2 separate regions of the Homo sapiens genome follow, and region 2 is linked to region 1. A link is an interaction called in ENCODE POLR2A ChIA-PET data of the cell type or tissue named here. Cell type or tissue: PC-9. All regions are shown on one strand. Links, peaks and the distances in the headings refer to the core of each region. The heading gives the core; the rest is flanking DNA. Region 1 overlaps ADAMTS6 (ADAM metallopeptidase with thrombospondin type 1 motif 6). Region 2 overlaps ADAMTS6 (ADAM metallopeptidase with thrombospondin type 1 motif 6).

Region 1 (2,932 bases), core at 258-2,757:
TTTCTACTTTCTAAAGTTAAAAGCTGCATTTTCCTTAATTCAAAAGTATGTGTTTAAAAATCCATTCATTTAGATGCCTTGGTTTATAGAGTTATCCTGTTGCTACTGACTTAAAAAGAAAAAAAAATCTGTAAACCTGCCAAGTGTGGGAGTAATAGTTGGAAGGAGCTTTGTATGCTGTTGGAGGAAGATAGTACAGTGTTGTAGGAAGATTTGGAATAGATTACTGATATAGTCAATTCTTGAGTGTGAAATACCACACTGTCTAATATAACATTCTAGAAGAAAATTAATAAAAGACAAATGTAAGGAAAACATGCATCTTCATAAAATATAGAGCAATTTCAGCTGTCTATTCAAGGACTTTAATTTTTACTTCATAAAAAATAGCATTCTGAAATCATGAAGCTAAAATGAACACCTAAGTACTCTTGATTCCCAGTTTTTAAGAAGTATGGAAGGAAGGCATGATCAAAATTAAGTCAATTCATAATTCTTAGCACTTAGCCCAATATCTCCCAAGAGATACTGTGTTTATATCTCATAAACACAATGCTTTGGTTTAGTAACTATCTCTGTTGAATGAATGAATGAATGAGTAAATGAATGAATGACCTGCCAACTACATTTAGCTGACAGTTTTAGTTTGGGTATACATGTAATTTTTAAACTAATTACTGGATCCCACTAAAGAGCAAAATAGCCCTGAAATTAAAGGGGTCTGAAACAAAATATTGGACTATGGGTCAGTTTTATTTCTTCCTTGTGGTTTTGTGTAATTTTCCAAATTTTTGATAACAAATATTATGTACCAAATTTTTTTCAAGATACATACATTGTTAGAATTTATCATAAAATGAAATATAAATCACAGCTCTACTAACTCATATCTCATCTATGATTCAAATTGCAGAGGCCCTGCTTTTGCAATAAAGGCTACTTTTGAAAACAAATGTAATTATAGCCAAACAACATTTCTAGGGTTAAGTTAGAGAAAGAAGAATTTTATCTTGACTTAATTCAGTTTCTACAAGTCAAGGAAACTGAATTAATGTTTCTGCCACTGAAACAAAACCAGATCAGTTGTATTTTGTAGTGTTGAGAATGTTTATTCCTTCCTGAGAAATAACCAAGATATGTTTTGGATGCCAGTGTTCTTGTTTCAAGTATAGTCATGTTTGAATGACTTAAAAAAAAATAATCACACTAACCAATAAAAAAAAATCCCCTGCTGTCCCTGATAGAGGCAAAATATTGAACCAGGATGGATGGATAATCTGAGCCACTGTTGGAGTTGGTAGTTGACTCCTATGACTAATGGTAGAGGTATCTGTCTAGGTGGACCACATGGACCTAGTTATCTGCCCACTGGAATGACACAATGGGGAGATATCCGATGAATATCATGGAACATCTGTGAATGGATCACAACTATGCCTGATGTGAATCATTCTTCCCTCAAAAATTCTAAAGTTTAATAGTTAAAAAATTCCAAACTGTTGTCGTCACATAAACTTCATTGTTTGGCTTATTTTAGGGGTTGGGAGGGAAGGAATACAATACATACTCTAGGACATTTTGCCAGTAAGTTGTTTGACTATGTTTAAGACCCCTAAGTTTAGGAAAACATAAAAAATGGTTGCAGAAGGTGATCAGCAAGAGCCCTGGGTCAGTGCAAGCAATAAAAAAGACTAACTGCTCACCACTGTCATGGAAGCTACAGGATTTAAGTGTCATGAGCTTGGTGGATTTAATAGTTTGCCCTGTCAGTCTTTAAATTTAAAGGGCTTAGTTAAAGGTAGGTGTGCATAACATGATAACGGAGGCACTCCCACCTGCAGAATTTCTATGATTTAGGGGAACTTGGGGGAAGCATTTGGTGTGTAGCTCTTTAGGTGACAGTTTCTTTCACTGAATGATCCTGTTTCACATATATTTCCCTAATTTGTGATCACACTGTTTTTTTAGGGCATTATTACTTGAAACAACTGGGAAAAAAAAAAGAAAAACAACTGAAGGATTGTGTGGGATTAGCTAGGTGTGAAGCTGTGGTTTCCTGGATACTGCTAATGCTGCTTTTACAACTCTTTCTGGGTAATTTAGCCTACCTGTTTATAGAGATGGGGTGGGTGAGTGGGGGAATAGCTTAGTGTGTGCTTTTATTTCTATTGCCAGGAGTAACCTGTTACCGCTATATGATCTGAAACATTTAGCATTGTCTTGTAGTTTGACGTGTTTCTCTTTGATATCTTGATATACCTGTCTGCTTCTTTTGTTTCCTTGACACTAAAGAGAAAATGAGTATACATAAAATCTGTTCATCAGGAACATTTACAAATACGAGTGTGTGTTTGTGTGTGTCTTTATATTTTGTGAAATGTGAGCAAGTTATGGTGAATATCTTTGCCAATAATTGACATATATTTAATATTTTATAAACTGTATGAGAATATTTTTAGCTGTGGTAAACATATCACATAGACTAATTTTTTAAAATGAGATAAATTAATATTTGAATGAACTGTGTATGTATGTATTTGACAGTGGTATAATCAACAGGGGTCAACTCTGTTCGAATAAACAGACTAGTTGGTTACAGTCCAAAAGAGGCCCACTGCAATCTCTAATTTCTAAACAATGAATGGGCTTTTAGAGAGATAAATATATAAACGGAAGAAAAAATGAAATGTGTGGATGTGATGTATTCCTAACAAAAACTAAATAGATGGGATTTGTTCTACAAAATATCAAAAAGTAAATTTGTCCCTATTGTTCTATTTTTAAATAAATATACAATCATTGTTTTGCATTGAAATGCATATTTGTACATTTTATTTGATAATATTATTTTGGGAAATTGTAATCTGTTGTTTTGTTTGTTTGTTAAGGGAAGCACGAAGAAGAATTTACAAATGTGAATAAAATTGTTTAA
Region 2 (2,932 bases), core at 174-2,673, 250 kb before region 1:
ATGGGTCTCATGATCATTTCCACCTCATTTCTCAAAATTTATCCATCCTACTGACTTAGCACATTTCTTGCTGCTGTAACAGAATACCTGAGACTGGATAATTTAAGAACAATGAAAGTTTACTTAGCATATGGTTCTGGATGCTGGGAAGTCCAAGAGCATGGCACCAGCATCTGGTGAGGGTCGTCTCATGGAGGAAGGCAAGAGGAGGAAGTGAGTGCACACAACAGAGAGAGGAAGTTGGGCCTGAACTCATTATTTTTATCAGGAACCCACTCCCACAATAACCAACCCATTCCTACAACAATGGTTTTCATTCCTTCATGAGGGTGGAGACTTCAAGTTTTAATCACCTCTTAAAGGCCCCAGCTGTTAATACTGTTTCAATGGCAATTAAGTTTCAACATGAGTTTTGGAGGAGATATTCAAACCATAGCACCTACCAATGCAATTTGTAAAACAGAAAGGCTAAAGAAGTTAGAAAAATGAGAATAGTTACACTTTCTGTCAAGTGTATCATATATTAATCTAATTATTCCTCACTAAATTTTTTAATAAGTGGGGGTGAGAAAGATTTCCTGTTCAATATAAGGATGTGGAAGTGAGATATACAGAGAACCTCTACATGCTCAAGTTTATTTAATGAAGATGATAATCAGTGAGGCAGGTGTTTACAAATGCCATAGTGCTAAAAGGCTGCTTCTATACTGAAGAACCAAATGTCTAGAAAACAAAGGATACATTGCAATCCATGCTAAATATGGTTCAAAGCAAATTATGCTGGAATCGTGATCTTTCAACTATAATTGAATGTCTCTTACCTCTAGGCTTTGGAAAAGAAATATTTTGAGTACTCTGTCAGAATAAAGAGTTGTAGACTGCCAACCTAAGTGAAAAAAGTAATTCGTTGCCTTTTAGAATTGAGATTTCTAGAGCAGTAGAATTGATTCTAATTAAAATAGCTTGATGAAAGCATCTTATTTTAAAATGAATAATCAAAAGTATCTTTGGAATAGATTTTTGCAAAATCAGGGCTATCAGAGCTGTCTTAGACTGATTGAAAAGTTCATACTCTAGATGCTTTTTAAATAACTTTAAATGGCTCTTTAAAGTATATATCCTAAATTTAAATGTATTAAGATGTAATTACTGGAATAATATGAAATGACTATTTGAAAATTATTTTTATTAATTAATTCATTTCTTAGATTTGTTTTGTTTTCATGAGCAGTTGAATGTTTAATTTTTTCAGATAACGTGATTATTTTCAAAAATTTACAGACTTTTTTCTCACTACTGCATTTTCTCATTCTCTTCTCTTTGAAAAATCTTAATATATTAGAGAATTTGTGAGAAGCATGTCTACATGAAAGATCTATAAATAAATATTTTTAATTAGTGAACCTATCTGAATTGGCTGCTTTTATTGTAGATTTCACAAGAAGTGGCAAACCTTGGTGGCTGAATGACACATCCACTGTTTCTTATTCACTACCAATTAACAACACACATATCCACCACAGACAGAAGAGATCAGTGAGCATTGAACGGTTTGTGGAGACATTGGTAGTGGCAGACAAAATGATGGTGGGCTACCATGGCCGCAAAGACATTGAACATTACATTTTGAGTGTGATGAATATTGTAAGTTTGATCCCTCTATATAATATTTTACTTCATATTTGTTGTGTTTTTGACTAAGGTCATAAATTTTTGCTGTGAAGTAAATAATGATAAGAATTTACCTGTCTAAAATGGTAAAAAATTGGTCTAGTAATGTTTCAGTTCCATAAAAATACATTTAAAGATGACCTTATCATTCATTTTTAGATAATATGACAGTTTTAGTGGATTGTTAAATCTTGTTTAAGGGTTTTTTTTTTTTTTTAACTTGAAACATCAGCTCACCCTCTAATTTCCATGCTGTAGTTCATGTCTAGGAGGAAATATTTATTGAGGTAGACTTGTATAAAAACCTTTTACCAAGGCACCTTGAAGGTAGAGTTCTAAGTGATATGGGGTAATGTATACAATGGCTAAATTTATAAAAAATTGTTTTAGCACTTAAAAAACCAAACTATCACCCTATAATTTTTGTCTGACTTTGTGTCTTTTCTTATTTTCTGGAGGTCAGGTTGCCAAACTTTACCGTGATTCCAGCCTAGGAAACGTTGTGAATATTATAGTGGCCCGCTTAATTGTTCTCACAGAAGATCAGGTAAGAATGAGTTAGTTTATATATCTAAGATTGTTAACAGAAGGCTATAGAGCTATAGAATTACTTATTATTAAATAATATGTTTTATTATTGCTTCTATTAGGAAATTCTAGTTGGATATGATTTTTAGCTCTACACATTTAATATCTTAAGCAAATTTTAAATACATTACAAGAATATACCTTTTATGTTAAAGCTATATAGATTAGCTATGTTTCAGTATAAGGGTGAACATTTGCATGGCATATCTTATAATAATGATTTTCATTAGTTTTTGTGTTGATAATCTCACATATGTTCACATTATCATTAAAGCTGGAACTGGAAAAAAATACCAGTTCAATAATATACCAAATGAGCTCTAGGTCAGATATTACAGAGATAAAAATTGGCAAGAGATTATTCCTAGAAACACTGCTTCTAATTATAGTCCCACTTCAGTCTTCAAAAGTTTTAACAACTGACCTTAGTAATTTGTTTGGAACATTTCTGGTATGCATGTTGTATTGCAGCCAAACTTGGAGATAAACCACCATGCAGACAAGTCCCTCGATAGCTTCTGTAAATGGCAGAAATCCATTCTCTCCCACCAAAGTGATGGAAACACCATTCCAGAAAATGGGATTGCCCACCACGATAATGCAGTTCTTATTACTAGGTATGGTTTGTTGCAAGTATTTTTCCATTGATTGTTGTGTTTATTCACTATTGTAA

Evidence for each region. Peaks named below come from ENCODE experiments on the same cell type or tissue, not always from the same donor. Only the 100,000 strongest peaks of a DNase experiment are listed, where the experiment ranks them.
Region 2: POLR2A ChIA-PET joins it to region 1 with 8 read pairs; 2 of 35 experiments call an interaction of 5 or more read pairs at or near these places.

Annotation. Positions count from the first base shown.
Region 1 is chr5:65,197,397-65,200,328 of GRCh38, reverse strand. The region is part of intron 20 of ADAMTS6 (ADAM metallopeptidase with thrombospondin type 1 motif 6); the gene reads left to right. Among named protein-coding and RNA genes, the nearest start is that of ADAMTS6, 280 kb to the left of the region's middle. In PC-9, for the core only: no CTCF peak of the experiment used is centred there; a DNase peak (open chromatin) is centred at 1,388; H3K27ac peaks cover 814 bases.
Region 2 is chr5:65,451,419-65,454,350 of GRCh38, reverse strand. ADAMTS6 (ADAM metallopeptidase with thrombospondin type 1 motif 6) reads left to right here. Exons shown (of 25, transcript NM_197941.4): 5 at 1,433-1,644; 6 at 2,135-2,218; 7 at 2,731-2,876. Among named protein-coding and RNA genes, the nearest start is that of ADAMTS6, 29 kb to the left of the region's middle. In PC-9, for the core only: no CTCF peak of the experiment used is centred there; no DNase peak of the experiment used is centred there.